Linked DNA regions of Homo sapiens: region 1 is linked to region 2. The links are chromatin loops, found by intact Hi-C in ENCODE. Cell type or tissue: ascending aorta. All regions are shown on one strand.

Region 1 (8,000 bases), 130 kb before region 2:
TATGTCAATCCACATGCCTCTTTTCCAGACTTCCCTGTACCAGACATCCAGGGGTTTTTTCCTTCTATGTGTTGATTAACCAGTAAAGTCCTTTGCCATTGCTCATGAAACTATATATATATATATGTGTATGGGCCACTTTTCATTCCACACAAAGCAGATGGCTGGGTACACCTGCTGAAGCTCTGCCCATTGTGAGAAATTTTCTTTTTTGCTTTTTTTTTTTTCAAAGTCACCTCTGAGTGAGATGTAGCAGCTGTCAATTTTCAACTTGTGCTCACCTACTGAGTCAGTCTTTTCATGAATGAAGAATTTTTAGTATTTCTAATTCATCTAATGTATCGCTTTCTTGTGCATCTCAGGCCATCTGAGTGGCATGTTAGACCATCTCCCAGTGTTCTTGCAGGATGTTAAATCCTGCTTCACAGGATAGTACTCCCATATTGATAAACTCTCTCTTACCAACTGTATGTTCCAAGACTCCTTGTTCTAGCCCCTTTAGATCCAGTTCTACATATGCTCTCCATGCTCCTGCTATTGAATGTGTCATATAACCCGTATTCTAGGCAACCTAGTTCAAGAGTGCCTTGGTCCTGAAGGAGATCTGAGCTGCATGTCACAGGCTCTCTTTTATATGAGGGTCATCTTTCATTGATCATTATTTTTCTGCATAAAGGAGCACATTTATATTATAATAACCATAGTTTCCCTTTACTGAGAACCTACTATGTACTACATTATGTGTCTATTAATTAATGATTTACTAACTTTACTAATTTTTACACATACTCTTCCAGGTAAGTATGCTATAATTTTACAAATGTGGTAACTAAAGTTTAGTGAAGTAGTCATTTACTCATGGTCACAGACATAGCTAGTGTTTAAACTGAGGTCAAAATAACTTCAAAACCTATACTTGTGCCCTGCATTGCTTGAGATAAAGTTTCACTGTTTTAAAACAAATTAATTGTGGGTCTAGTCTTCAATTAACAGGGCAGTAAGGAAAACAATATTAGTTTTTATTTGGGGCTCCTCCATATGGTTCTATAAGACTTGAGTTGGGGCAAGTTGTGATGAGTAAGTGATCTGATCCATAGCCCAGCATGTCTTGATCATTACCACAGTTTAGTCTGCTGCACAATACTTTGCACATACTTGTCTTCTGTTATTTTTCTGGTAGAGTTGTACTGGGCCATCTCAGATATCTCTGACTGGTCCTACTCATTGGTCCACAGAGGCCCCTGATGCTGCCCTCAAGGCCTAGGTTCTTAGAGGCCAACATCAGATACTCCTCTCCATCGTCCATCTGGGGTGCTGTGTGCGGCTGAAACATGGGTCTCCTTCACTTGCTGAAAATTCAACCCTATACAGCTCTAAGTCTGTGGGATGCTCACCCTCTCATTTCTTCCAGGCCACATTCTCATCTTTCATCTTTTTGCCCCCTTCCCCCACCTTTCTTAATTAAATTTAGCCACGTTCCTTTATGAAAATATTTGGAAAACAGAGGTTGTTAATTCTAATTTCTCTCATACTTCCACCCTAGGACTCAAAATCTTGGGTTTTTTTCTTGAGAAAGGAAAGAAAAATATAATAGCTTTCAGTTGCATCAAAGAGAAAAACAAAACATAGACTAATATCCTGCTACAGTTTTAACATCTTGAAATTTGGTGATAATCATATTAGCTAACATCTACTGAGTGCATAAAATGTACCAGGAAGTGTTCGAAGGTTCTTTCTTTTAAAATTTATTTATCCTTACAGCAGCTCATGAGGTAGATACTCCCATTACCCACATTTTATAGATAAAGAGTTTGAGGCATAAAAGGTTAAATATTGTGTTAAATCACATAGGTACCTAGTGGTAGAGTCAAGAGTTGAACCCCAGGCAGTTGATTCAAGCATTTGTGCTCATAAACATTTTTGTATATTTTCTGTCATACCACCTACTAAAATCAAAGGCAGTTTGCTGATTTAGCAAGAAATGTTTTTGGTCATACATACAAAACATTTTAGCTATGGATCAGAAATTGGGAATTAAGTCCAATTCTCACTTGAGCTTACACTGGACACTTGGAAAAGTGTTCTAATTTCTTCACTCTGCTAGAGAAATGTATTTTAATTTCAAGTTTAACCTTCCATTGGTACCTTTGAAAGAGAAAACCTTTGCCTAACTTTAATGTTTCCTACATTAACATTTAGATAGAAATGTTTACATAGAAAAAAAGAGGATTGAAAGTGGAATTTATTTATTATCTACCTATCACCTATTATATCCATCTATCATCTATGTTTATCTGTCTATTCATCTATTCATCCATCATCTATAATTACTCCATTGACATTGTTTGTGCTATTGGCAGCTTAGTTCTTTCTCCATTACTGAAGTTACCATGAGCTGAGTAAAAGTCCATGATAAAAATCACAGACTTTTTATTCTCAAAATTCTTTTCAGAATTGACTAAAGCCACCACATTAAAAAGAAAACTGTCAGGATCAGGAGTGCTGGTACTGCCCTTTTACTCTGCTTACAGTTATGCAACAGTTCCTCTGATAATTTCTGCTTCCAGGAGGGAACAGTGGATTATAAAAGAGGAAAAGTACTAAAAGGTTTATTGAGAACACGTGTTTCTATTTAGAATTCATTTAAGTTGCCTGGCACAGTGCAGGAACTCACAAACATTAGTTAACTTCTGTGCTTCCCTAAGAATGTGGAGGAGGAAAAATGAATAGAAGGTAAAAGCAGGACTGTAGTTCAATAATTTAAAACTGTTCCAGAAATGCTTTCTTAACATTAAAAATGAAGAACTTAAAGGAACCCCACATGATAGAAACTTTGGAGAAGTATCAATAACGGCAAAACATTTTTGGGCTTCAGAGAACTGGGGCTTTGTTCTATTGGGTCTTGTCATTTGTCTTCTTCCTTGATGCTCTATTTCTTCACCTACAAGGTGGTTTTCTGTCACCTTGCTAGAGGCTGTGTAGAGATAAGATCATGTTTGTAAAGCAATCTGCAGTGCCTGTTTGGGTTTTCTCGCATAATTTATTGCTTCCACAGGTGATTGAAGTCTGCAGCTGGTAACAGGGATTCTGCAAGGTTACTGGGATGTCATTCACTCATCTGGGAGGTCTTTGTGCCCCCCAACTTACTCTGGCTGTTTATGTCACCTTATTGTTGGGAGCATGTCTTATTCTATCCATTAGCATAAAGGTGTTCAGAGTTAATGATGAGTAAACAATATATATTTTATGTGTTTTACAGGTAATTACCTTTCCTTTGCATCTTAGGTGGAACAATTTGACTGTGTTCACAACTATTATTTGAACACATTTTAAAAATTGCTTTGGTCATTATTTCAGGCACTTGTAAAGTTGCCCCCTAAGATTTCTGCTAAAAGTCCTATGCATTTAGATTCATGGCTATGCTTCTGGGCATTCTCGTGTTTGAGAAAAACATAAATATCTGCCAAAGTGCAATGGGTAGTTTTGGAAAAGAGATGATCACTCTATTCCTATCAATCTTATGGAAGTCCATTGTTTAATTCTTGGATCAGAGCCATTCACATACAGAAGACACAGATAATCCCTTAGGCATGAAAGGTTACTTCCTAAGTTGCTCATTCAGTAGATTCCATTTGCATGAAAAGACAGGTCCTCAGTTTTCTCTGTATTGTTTGTATTGCTTTATTAGGAAAGCAGCATAGAAGTTTAGGTGAGAACAAGTGATTTTAACTTTTCATAGAACTGAGTCAAATCATGACTTTGCTACCCTTGAATTGTATGATGACAGTCAAACCCCTTATGTTCTTTCAGTTTCAGCTTCCTCACCCATGCCATTCTTCTTTTTTTTTTTTTTTTTTTGAGATGGAGTCTCGCTCTGTTGCCCAGGCTGGAGTGCAGTGGCGCGATCTCGGCTCACTGAAAGCTCCACTTCCTGGGTTCAAGTCATTCTCCTGCCTCAACCTCCCGAGTAGCTGGGACTACAGGTGCCTGCCACCACGCCTGGCTAATTTTTTTTGTATTTTTAGTAGAGACAGGGTTTCACTGTGTTAGCCAGGATGGTCTCTATCTCCTGACCCCATGATCTGCCCGCCTCAACCTCCCAAAGTGCTGGGACTACAGGCGTGAGCCACCGCACCCGGCCCACCTATGCCATTCTTAACTCAGTGTTGTCTTGCAAGTTAAATGACCCAGCACTTAGACATAAATGTTCACATACTAAATTTTTAATAAGTCTTGATTATTAAAATAATTTTTAATTACTAGCTTACTTACATTTAGTAGGCAAGAGATCTAGGATTTTATTTTGGCTTTATCCAAATTCAAAGCCTATAGAAGAACACAATATTGCCCCAGAATAATATAGGTTTGCACAAATACACACGAACTCAAATTTATATAGACACACACAAATGTATATACACACATGCTCATCCACATAGAAACACACATGTGCACACATGCATGGATAAAAGAATACAAACTATTACATATGACTTATTGAGAGTAATATATGCATTGAGCATAATATACAGATGTGTAAGTATGGGGTACTAGAAGTGGAATTGCCAGACCCATTGTACAGATGTGGGCACTGAGTCTTATAGAGGTTAAATAATTTGCCTGCCCAAGAAACCTCACTGAGTAAATGAGGAAGCTAAAATGTAATGCTAAGGCTTTATTCTGGCAAAGTACATGCTTTTAATTCATACGCTATACAGCTTCACAAACCAGCATTTGGATTGGTGAATTTTATCTAGTCCAGGGTTTGGTTCTCAGTTCTGTACACTGAAAAACACAAGCTGTTAGCACACCAAGAATAAGCTTACTAACTAGGTTCAGAGAGACCAATGCATAAACCAGAGGAAGCTGATCCGTGTAGGCTCAGGCTTTATTTTTTAAATTTTCCATTTGCATGATTCAGATCTTTTTCTATGGAAAATTACAAAAGCCCAACTCAAGCTGGCTTATGCAAAACAAAATAAAGCAAGATAAAAGTGGCTGACTTTCATAACGAGAAAGAGCAGTGCTATCTTTAGAGACAAATAGTCTCAGATATTTAGATTAGGTGGCACAGATTCTATCCTGTCTTCTGGCATTGTTTTCATTTGCATTAGCTTTATGCTTAGGCAACCAAATATGGCAAAATTGGCCATAACTTCAGGCTTATATTCTAGCAGTTTAGCAACTCTGTCAGGACGAGCACGTCTCATTCCAGATATTTGCAAATGGTTCCAGCAAAACTCCTATGGCTGATTCTCACTGATCTAGATTTGATCACATCCATCATGAAACCAATCAGAGTAGCTTTGCCTTATCTAGGCCTAAATCACATTCCTATTCCTGTATCTGGAAAGATGAATAATATTCACAAACATGAACTGAGGGAAATGAAAATGTTCTCTTCAGAAGAAGGCTGAATGATTGCCAGCTAGACAAAAATAACAGGTATCTAAGTAATCTGATACACAGCCTAAAATACTTAGCCTGAAGAGGGAGCATTTTTCAAGGTGAGAAGTTGTACATGGAAAGTTAAATTAAAACCAGAAGTTTTTTGGTGAGTGCCTTTGTTCAGGCAGCTACGATTAAAAAAACCGTAGACTGGGAGGCTTATAACCAACTGAAATTTATTTCTCACAGTTCCAGAGACACAGAAGTCCAAGATCAAGGCACCAGAAGATTTTGTGTGGTGAGGGCCAGCTTTCTCAGCTACAGTTGTCTTCTCACTCTAACCTCACAAGATGGAAAGGCAAGGGATCTCCTTTGAGCCTATTTTATAAGGACACTAATTGTATTCTCTCCTATGTAGAGGAGCATCAGACTTTTTGTTTTATTTGGGCCTTCAACTGATGAGATAAGGGCTCTCCTCATACACATTAGGGGATAAGGTGGTATCACATTGTGGTTTTGATTTATTTGCATTTCCCTGATTATTAGTGATGTTGAGCAGTTTTTCATATGTTTGTTGGCCATTTCTATATCTTCTTTTGAGAACTGTCTATTCATGTCCTTTGCCCACTTTTTAAGGGGATTATTTGTTTTTTTTCTTGTTGATTAGTTTGAATTCCTTGTAGACTCTGGATATTAATGCTTTGTCAGATGCATAGTTTGTGAATATTTTCTCCCACTCTGTGGGTTGTCTGTTTATTCTGCTGATTATTTCTTTTGCTGTGTGGAAGCATTTTAGTTTAATTAAGTCCTATTTATTTATTTATTTATTTATTTATTTTGCATTTGCTTTTGGGTTCTTGGTCATGAAGTCTTTTCCTAAGCCAATGTCTAGAAGAGTTTTTCTGGTGTTATCTTCTAGAATTTTTAAGGTTTCAAGTCTTAGATTTAAGTCTTTGATCCATCTTGAGTTGATCTTTGTCTAAGGTGAGAGATGAGGATTCAGTTTCATTCTTCTATATGTGTCTTGCCAATTATCCCACCACCATTTATTGAAGAGGGTGTCCTTTCCCCACTTTGTGTTTTTGTGTGGTTTGTTGAAGATCAGTTGGCTGTAAGTATTTGAGTTTATTTCTGGGTTCTCTATTCTGTTCCATTGGTCTTCATGCCTTTTTTTTATACCAGTACCATACTGCTTCGGTAGCTATAGCCTTGTAGTATAGTTTGAAGTCTATCACATAACCTAATGTGATGCCTCCAAATTTGTTCTTTTTGCTTAGTCTTGCTTTGGCTATGCAGGCTCTTTTTTCATTCAATATTAATTTTAGGATTTTTTTCTAGTTCTTTGAAAATGATAGTGATATTTTGATGGGAATTACATTGAATCTGTAGATTGCCTTTGGCATTATGGTTATTTTCACAATAATTCTACCCATTCAGGAACATGGGATGTGTTTCCATTACTTTGCGTCTTCTATGATTTCTTTCAGCAGTGTATTGTAGTTTTCCTTGTAGAGATCTCTGACCTCCTTGGTTAAGTATATTCCTGAATATTTTATTTCATTTTATTTTATTTTATTTGCAGTTGTAATAAAGATTGAGTTCTTTATTTTATTCTCAGCTTGGTTGTTGTTGGTGTAGAAGTGCTACTGATTTGTGTACACTGATTTTGTGTCTTGAAACTTTACTGAATTCATTTATCAGATCTAGGAGCTTTTTAGATGAGTCTTTAGCATTTTCTAGGTATATGATCATATCTGAGAGCAGTGACAGTGTGACTTTCTCTTTTCCAATTTGGATGCCCTTTATTTCTTTCTCTTGCCTGATTGCTCTGGCTAGGATTTCCAGTACTACATTGAATATAAGTGGCAAAAGTGAGCATCCTTGTTTTTTCCAGTTCTCACGGGGATTGCTTTCAGCTTTTCCCTGTTCCGTATGATGTTGGCTATGGGTTTGTCATAGATGGCTTTTATTACTTTGAGATATACTTCTTCTGTGCCAGTTTTGCTGAGGATTTTAATCATAAAGGGATGCTGGATTTTGTCAAATGCTTTTTCTGCTTCTGTAGAGATGATTATATAATTTTTGCTTTTAATTCTGTTTATGTAATATACCACATTAATTGACTTGTGTATTTTAAACCATCCCTGGACCCCTGGTATGAAATCCACTTGCTCATGTTGTATTATCTTTTTGATATGCTGTTGGATTTGGTTAGCTAGTATTTTGTTCAGGATTTTTGCATCTATGTTCATCAGGGATATTGGTTTGTAGTTTTGTTGTTGTTGTTGTTGTTATGTTCTTTCCTGATTTTGGTATTTGGGTGATACTGGCTTCATAGAATGATTTAGGGAGGATTCCCTCTGTTTCTATCTTTTAGAATAGTTTCAGTAGGATTGGTAGCAATTCTTCTTTAAATGTCTAATAGGATTCAGCTGTGAATCCATTTGGTCCTGGACATTTTTTTGTTGGCAATTTTTTTTATTGGTTTCAATCCCTCTACTTATTCTTTATTTGTTCAGTTTCTACTTCTTCATGATTTAATTTAATCTAGGAGGGATGTGTATTTCCAGCAAGTTATCCATCTCCTCTAGATTTTCTACTTTGTACACATA
Region 2 (8,000 bases):
GTGCCACTGCACTCCATGAGACCCTGTCTCAAAAAAAAAAAAAAAAAAAGAAAGAAGAGAAAGCAGTCCAACAGCTTTCTGCTTTCTAGATCAGGATATATAAATAAGTACTCTCATATCTCTATCTCTGTTCACTCCAAATATGCATTCATTCAGCTTCAACCTGAAGGGATATTCATCTTTGAACACTGTGTACAGTAGTCTCCCCTTATCTGTGGGGAAACAGTCCAAAATCCCTAGTGAATTCTTGAATCCGTGGATAGTACCAAACTCTATATATGCGATGTCTTTTTCTATACATACATAAACTATGATAAAATTTAATTTACGAATTAGGCCTGTTAAGATATTAACAAAAATAACTAATAATAAAATAGAACAATTAATATACTGTAATAAAAGTTATGTGAATGTGGTCTGTTTCTCCCTCTCAAAATACATTATTGTACTGTAATCACCTGTTTCCAGACTCTGGTTGACCATGAGTAGTTGAAACTATAAAAAACAAAACCCTGGATATAAGGGGAGAACTACTAATGTATTACAATCACCTTGTTCTTCAATAGATAGATTTATTCTAGAGACTAGAACTCTATGCATTATGACCTCCTACAGAGCCAGGAGAAGGCCTAGTTTATTTTCTTTGCACAGGAACTTGAACAATACAGAGTTAAGTACTGAAAATGTTTCCCTGAATTGATTTTGGAGGTCAGATATTGACTTGTCTTTTCTGCTCTGTGCATATCTTGCTTTCTGCTCCATTTGTGACATGGAAGTTCAAGTAGACACATCTGAAGACCAGTTAAATCTAAGTTAAATATCCTCTCACCTAGGCCAAAGACAGTTGGACAGAACAATAGAGCTGCTCATTCAGGGACTGATCTTTCAGTTCTTTTTTGAATAAGTAATGTGTTTTCAGAGCTTCCCAATCTGTGAAAGATCATAAAGAATCACACAGTTCATTTACATGTCAGTCAATCAATGATAATGTATTAGGCACTTCCTATGTGCCTAGCATTGTAAAAGTTGCCTATTATATTTCAGTGTCAATACATAACAATATGTTTTGGCCCTTATATGGAATAAAATATATTCTTTTTCTAAAAGAGAGTCAAAATGATATTGTACTTAGTGAAATTTTAATACATATCAGGTCATCATGAATTATTGAACAGGTTTCCTTTAATCTAGCATGAGCAAGAACAGGTTCAATATCACACATCATTCCTTTTTATAAAAATATGTGATCTTATTTTCAAGGATGTTCTGGGAGATATCAGAGTCTCAAAAAGCAGATGACATACTGTAGCCGAAATGCCACCAACCTGAAAACAGAAGAGAACTTTGCAAGGCCAGAATTCAGTTGTTTGTTCAATTTTTCAAGCAAAGAAACCATTTAGTTCTGAAAAGCAACCAGGGAGAAATTTCTTGAAAAGTAGTCTGAAAAGAGACTGCAATTTCCCCAAGTTCTCGGTCAGCATAGGGAGGCTGTTAACAAGATCATCAGACTCCTAAACCTCTAGTAATCAACGTTTTCTAATAAAACCCAGGATTTGTAAGCCTCATATTAACAAATTGCATCTGACTTAAGCTGGATGGGCCTGACTTTAAATGATTTCATTACTTGATCTTTCTGTTCTTCCATTGACTCACTACCAAAGACTTAAAGACAAAACAAAAGGCCAGGTGTGGTGGCTTATGCCTGAAATCCCAGCACTTTTGGAGGCTGAGGTGGGTAGATTGCATGAACTCAAGAGTTGGAGACCATCCTGGGCAACACGGTGAGATCCTGTGTCTACAAATAATACAAAAATCAGCCAGGCCTGGTGGCATTTGCCTGTAGTCCCAGCTATTGGGGAGACTGAGGTGGGAGGATAGCTTCATCCTGGGAGGTCAAGACTGCAGTGAGCCATGATTGCGCCACTGCACTCCAGCCGAGGTGACAGAGCGAGACCTCATCTCTTAAAAAAAATAAAAGAAAGAGAAAAGACAAAAGATTATCAAAACTTGTGTTTTTCTTTTGTTGACCTATGGTGTAGTTTTAAGCAAATTGAAGAGGAGGGAGAAACTTATAAAACAGACACTACATCTTATTAAAGAAATATTTTAAGAAACATTATATTTAAGTGGCTTCAGCTAATTAATTACTTGTTTTGCTGATTTGGATGGAGAAATTAGCAAAAATAAATCTTGAAAATGGAGTTTTAGTAGGCTTCCATTTATAAAAATTCAATTTTACCCCACTTGAAATAATCTATTTGTTGCATCAGGTTACATTATTGCTGGCTGATATGATTACTAGTGGGCATATACTGTACATGTTATTGCATCTCTGCACCTGGTTTGTTGGTAAATACATGTTGCTGATAACAGCAGCTAAATCTCAGAACACAGACAAGTCTGAGCATATCTGTTACTGAAACTGAGTAAACAATTCAAAATTCATGTTCTTTTAAAATATATCACCTTAAAAACATAAAGGTCACTGCATATCCAGGATGAATAAGTTTAAGAAGAGTGTCAGGATGGTGGCATATTTAGATGTATCACTGTGATGTTTCACTGTGGTATTTTATGATGTGGCATATTAGCCAATGTGTTCATGGTCAAATGATTCAGAGCAGATTTTAAACCAAATTTTAATATTGACTTTTAGCATATGCATAATAAAGTGAGTAAAGCACACTATTCTTAAGTGTCAGCTCAAGGAACTTTTACACTCATATCCAAATAACTACCACTTAGATTGAGATGTAACATTTCCAACAGCCAGAAATTTCCTTCATGCCCCTCCTCAGTCAAAACCCAGTGACTTCAAGGAAACTAAGACTCTAGATTTTGTTATAATCAATTAGTTTTGCCTGTTTTTGAACTTCATATAAATGGAATTATAGAGTATGTACTCTTTTTAACCTGGCTTCATTTACTTAACATAAAGTCTGAAAGTTTGAGCCATATGATTGCAGGTAGTATCCATTTGTTCTTTTTTTCCTCTGATGTAGTATAGATGCTCCTTGACTTATGATGGGGTATGTCCTGATAAACCTGTTGTAAGTTGACAATATAGTTAGTCAAAATGCATTTAATATACGTAACCTACTGAACATCATAGCTTAGGCTCACTTCCTTAGACGTGTTCAGAGAACTTACATTAGCCTATACTTGGGCTCAAAAATCTAACACTACTTGATAATAAAGTGTTGACTATCTCATGTAATTTATTGGACACTGTACTGAAAGTGAAAAGCAGAATGGTTGTATGGGTACTTAAAGTATGGTTTCCATACCACCTTAAAGTTCAAAAATCATAAGTCAGCCAAACCATTGTTAAGTCAGGAACCATCTGTATTCCATTGTATGAATTTTCACAGTTTATGTATCCATTCTCCTACTGACGAGTATTTCAGTTGTTTCTAGTTGGGAGAGTGATATGATTTGGCTCTGTGTCCCCACCCAAATCTCATCTCAAATTGTAGTTCCCAAGTGTCACAGGAGGGACCTGTAATCCCCATGTGTTGAGGGAGGGAGGTGATTGGATCATGGGGGCAGTTTCGCCCATGCTGTTCTCATACTAGTGAATGAGTTCTCATAAGATCTGATGGTTTTATAAGTGTTTGGAAGTTCTTCCTTCATCCCCCTCTCTTGCCTGCCACCATGTAAGATGTGCCTGCTTCTCCCACTGAAAGGAGTTAGTTAGCTTGCCTTAGGTAGATAACAAGGAAAGGGTCCTGGAGAGCCCCCGGCCCATGGGTCAGTTCCTCATCCCCACATAACATAAAAAGCAGCCTGGGAAAAAATTCAAGCTGCAGGCACCGATAAGGGAACTAGCACAGGGTGTTGTGCCTGGAGACATGCCCACAGCTGCACAGATAGAAAAAACCTCCGGCCCATTTGGCTGAAAACTTGCACAAACCTCCAGCTCACTCAGACAAGGGAACAAGGCCTGGCATAGAAATGCCTTTGTCCTGTGTATAGTCAGTGGGCTCCCAGGAAAAGTTTCTTCTCCTTTTGTGGGCATGGGCATGGTGGACTCTGGGGGGTTCCAGTGGGCACTCTACTTTCCTTTATTAGGACTATAAGTCCAGCTCCTGTGACTCATCACTTCAGCCTCTGATTGGTCCCGGGCCAGGCTTTCACTTCAGCTTCTAACAGGTCCTGGGCCAAGCTGAGCAGCCTCTATGAATCATCATTTCAGCTCCTGGTTGGTACCAGGCCAAGCTGAGTCATACATTCACTAAGACAGCTCACTGATTAAGCTCATTCCTTCCCCTTCCCAGACCATAAAAACCCTGGACCCCAGACTCATAGTGGGTCTTCCTATTTGGGACCCCCTCTTCTGGAAGAGAGCTTTCTTCTTTCAGCTGTAAACTTTTGTTCCAACCTCACCTTTGTGTCTGTGCTCCTCTGGGCATTATCTAAGACAACGAAAGACTGTTACACTTCTGCCATAATTGTAAGTTTCCTGAGGCTCTCCAGATGTGCAGAACTGTGAGTCAATTAAACCTCTTTTCTTTATAGATTACCTAGTCTTAGGGAAGTCCTTTATAGCAGTGTGAGAATGGACTAATACAGAGATACAGTTAGTAAAGCTGCTATGAACATTCTTGTACAGATCATTTGGTGAAATCAGAGAAGATTTTAGCTTTCAGTAATGCTTACTTAGACATGATGTTTATAATTATTCCTCTTTCATAAATAAGCCCAGGGGAATTGTGAGCTATGTGGCATCCTTCAGTACAAGGTTCTTCCAGCCCTACAGCTGTACTTAGACTATCAAGAGTATCGTTTGTCCAATTCCAGAAAGAATAATTCACGTTGTATTCTGGGATCCAGTGGGCACAGTGACACCAATGGATGGTGGACTCCTGGCCATCATTTGATCAGTACCTCCAAGTGATGGAGAGAAACAGACACTGATGACATCACTTGAGCTTCATGCCATGACTGAAGCTATGCTTAAAGCCAAATATACTCCTGGACTTTGCAGTTTTCTAAACCAATAGATTTAAATGATTATTATCGATATAACCGTTATTATGTACACCATCATTCTGGGATAAAGGAACAGGTAGCAACTCCCAGATCCATGATTTATTGTAACTTTGAGCTCGCTTAGCCTATGCTATGCACAATTGTAATTTATGAGCATGGGATGATAATAATCTATTTGGATCTGAAATTTACTTTGTGTATTGTGCACTGCTATGCAGTTGTTAATTTTTTAGCATCACACTTTTATTTTTTATCTTCCTTTTCTTAAAAATTGACATTTCAAATAGAAACCTTAAGCAACATTGATAACTATTTTCAACATATCTTCTACCAGATATTTTCTTTATTAACGTAGTTAGTTTATGTATTTAGATAATCAATATTTTAAAAATCTCTCAAGGCTTGTTATAAACTACAAATAAAGTAGGGAAGGGACTCACTTACTAGTCAACTGCAAAAAGGTGCCAAGCCTTCTGTATAACTTATTGCTCTTACTGTTCTTACTTGTCTGCTTGGCTTTGCAAACAAGTGAGAGGTCTTCTATTAATTATGCTCTTAATGTTGTTACAATAATATTTTGAGAACTGTACAGATGTTCTCTGGGAAATGGTTAAAAAACCAGTGTCCTTATAGAGGTACAAGGTAATTCTAACCCAGTATGGTAAATGATAATGAGTCATTTTTCATAATTAAACCAGGAATAAAAAGATTAAGCCCAATGACTTCAGATGACAGCAATTTTAAATTATTTCATAGCAATTTGTAGTTTGTTTTCATTTAAAAATAAATCTAGTGATTTCTGGCTGGGCGCGGTGGCTCACGCCTTTGGGAGGCCAGCACTTTGGGAGGCCGAGGTGGGCAGATCACCTGAGGTTGGGAGTTCGAGACCAGCCTGACCAACATGGAGAAACCCCATCTCTACTAAAAATACAAAATTAGCTGGGCGTGATAGTGCATGCCTGTAATCCCAGCTACCTGGGAGGCTGAGGCAGGAGAATCACTTGAAACTGGGAGGCAGAGGTTGTGGTGAGTCGAGATCATGCCATCGCACTCCAGCCTGGGCAACAAGAGTGAGACTCTGTCTCAAAAATAAATAAATAAATAAATAAATAAATAAATAAATAAAAAAAATAAAATAAAAATAATAAATAAATTTAGTGATCTTTGTATTTTGCCAGTAAAGATTATTTAATTGTAAGTGATGTGAATATATTTCACATAGCTAATGCATAATAATAGTAATCTCAATAATCAAGGTTGAGCAGAAAGAGCATGGAGAAATATTCTGGTTTCTCCTCCCTCTAGCTTCCCACCTTCTGCAGTGCCTCTAACTAGCTAAGCCACAAGCTAGATGATGTGGGAGCCTATTGTAGTCAATCTCCCATCCATGTAAAGCAGAGGCTAATAACAACAAGGAATGCATTGGAAAGCAAGGCTCAGGAATGGCATGTTAGCCAGAATGAAAACATTATCAGCCTTAGACTAAATGCCTTAAATCAAAGCTGAAGCAAATGAAAAGTAGTTCAGAGGCTGAAATAGATATTCTCTTCTTTCTTAAGTAGTACTCATTCTGGGGTTATTTGTTCAAGTCTGTGACACAGTAAGGCTCTTTCCACTTTCCACAAGATTTGTAACCTAGAAAATCACCTAAGCATTGGTGATCCGGACTTCTTACTCTCACAGGAGTTGGGGAAAGTAAGTACTGAAATAGTTTGGAAGCACTTATAGTAAAAGCAGAATATATAACTGAGGCACTATAACTTTTTCTAGTACCTGGTTTATTGAAGAACACTGCTATTTATCTGGAAATAAATGCTAAAGCTTAAACTTGTTTCTTAGAAACTGCAGGTATTTTGATCTATGAAACTGTAACATGCCATATGGAAATAAAGCTTATTAAAGCTTAATTCTGTAAGGAAAACAACTGGCCATTCTTTGCTTATCTAATAACTGGGAACTAATAGCCAAATAAGATCTACTAGACCTTTGTATACCTATAAAGCAGTAGTCAGGCCCTTCAATTTGGGCATTATGAATAAGATAAAAGGATTTGTGAAGATGGCTTAAATTCATGCTGTATATTAAAATTATATATTTTAAAAATATATTTACGTATAATTAGTTGGTCTTGATGTCAGTTTCCAGTTTCTGTTCTATAAGAAACTATTACAATCTCCAAATCGTGAGAACTACTTCTATTGGAGTTTCTTTAAAGTATCCCCCATTGTTCAGCTTGATGATGGAATGTTCATTTCTTACAACAAGGCCTTTATTACTACTATTAATTTAATAACTCTGGTTTCACTGAATATTCTTTAAATATAATAGTTTACGTTTTTTTTTTTCAACTTTTATTTTAGATTCAGGGGGTACATGTGCAGGTTTGTTAACTGGGTATATTGTGTGATGCTGAGATACAAATGATCCCATCACCCAGGTACTGAGCATAATACCCAACAGTTTTTCAGCCCTTGCTTGCTCCTTTCCTTCCTTCCCTCTCTAGTAGTCCTCAGTGTCTATTGATGCCATCTTTATGTCTGTGAGTATCTAATGTTTAGCTCCCATTTATAAGTGAGAACATATGGTGTTTGGTTTTCTATTCTTTCATTAATTCACTTAAGATAATGGCCTCCAGCTGCATCCATGTTGCTGCAAAGGACATGCTTTCATTATTTTATGGCTGTGTAGTATTTTATGGTATATACATGCCACATTTTTTTTAACCCAATCCACCATTGATGGGCACCTATGTTGGTTTCATGTCTTTGCTATTCTGTATAGTGGTGCAATGAACATACAGTTGCATATGTCTTTTTGGTAGAATGATTTGTTTTCTTTTGGATATATACCGAGGATGGGGTTTACTGGGTCAAATGGTAGTTCTCTTTTTTTTTTTTTTTTTTTTTGAGGCGGAGTCTCGCTCTGTCGCCCAGGCTGGAGTGCAGTGGCGGGATCTCGGCTCACTGCAAGCTCCGCCTCCCGGGTTCACGCCATTCTCCTGCCTCAGC

The links. Peaks named below come from ENCODE experiments on the same cell type or tissue, not always from the same donor. Only the 100,000 strongest peaks of a DNase experiment are listed, where the experiment ranks them.
Region 1: a loop joins it to region 2, with 2.4 times the contacts of the local background. A loop is called at or near these places in 3 of 110 quality-filtered maps.

Annotation. Positions count from the first base shown.
Region 1 is chr3:109,548,793-109,556,792 of GRCh38, forward strand. No RefSeq gene overlaps it. Among named protein-coding and RNA genes, the nearest start is that of MIR4445, 50 kb to the right of the region's middle. In ascending aorta, no CTCF peak of the experiment used is centred here; no DNase peak of the experiment used is centred here; H3K27ac peaks cover 2,432 bases.
Region 2 is chr3:109,681,399-109,689,398 of GRCh38, forward strand. The region is part of intron 2 of LOC124906267 (a long non-coding RNA gene); the gene reads left to right. Among named protein-coding and RNA genes, the nearest start is that of MIR4445, 83 kb to the left of the region's middle. In ascending aorta, no CTCF peak of the experiment used is centred here; a DNase peak (open chromatin) is centred at 4,123; H3K4me3 peaks cover 508 bases; H3K27ac peaks cover 2,451 bases.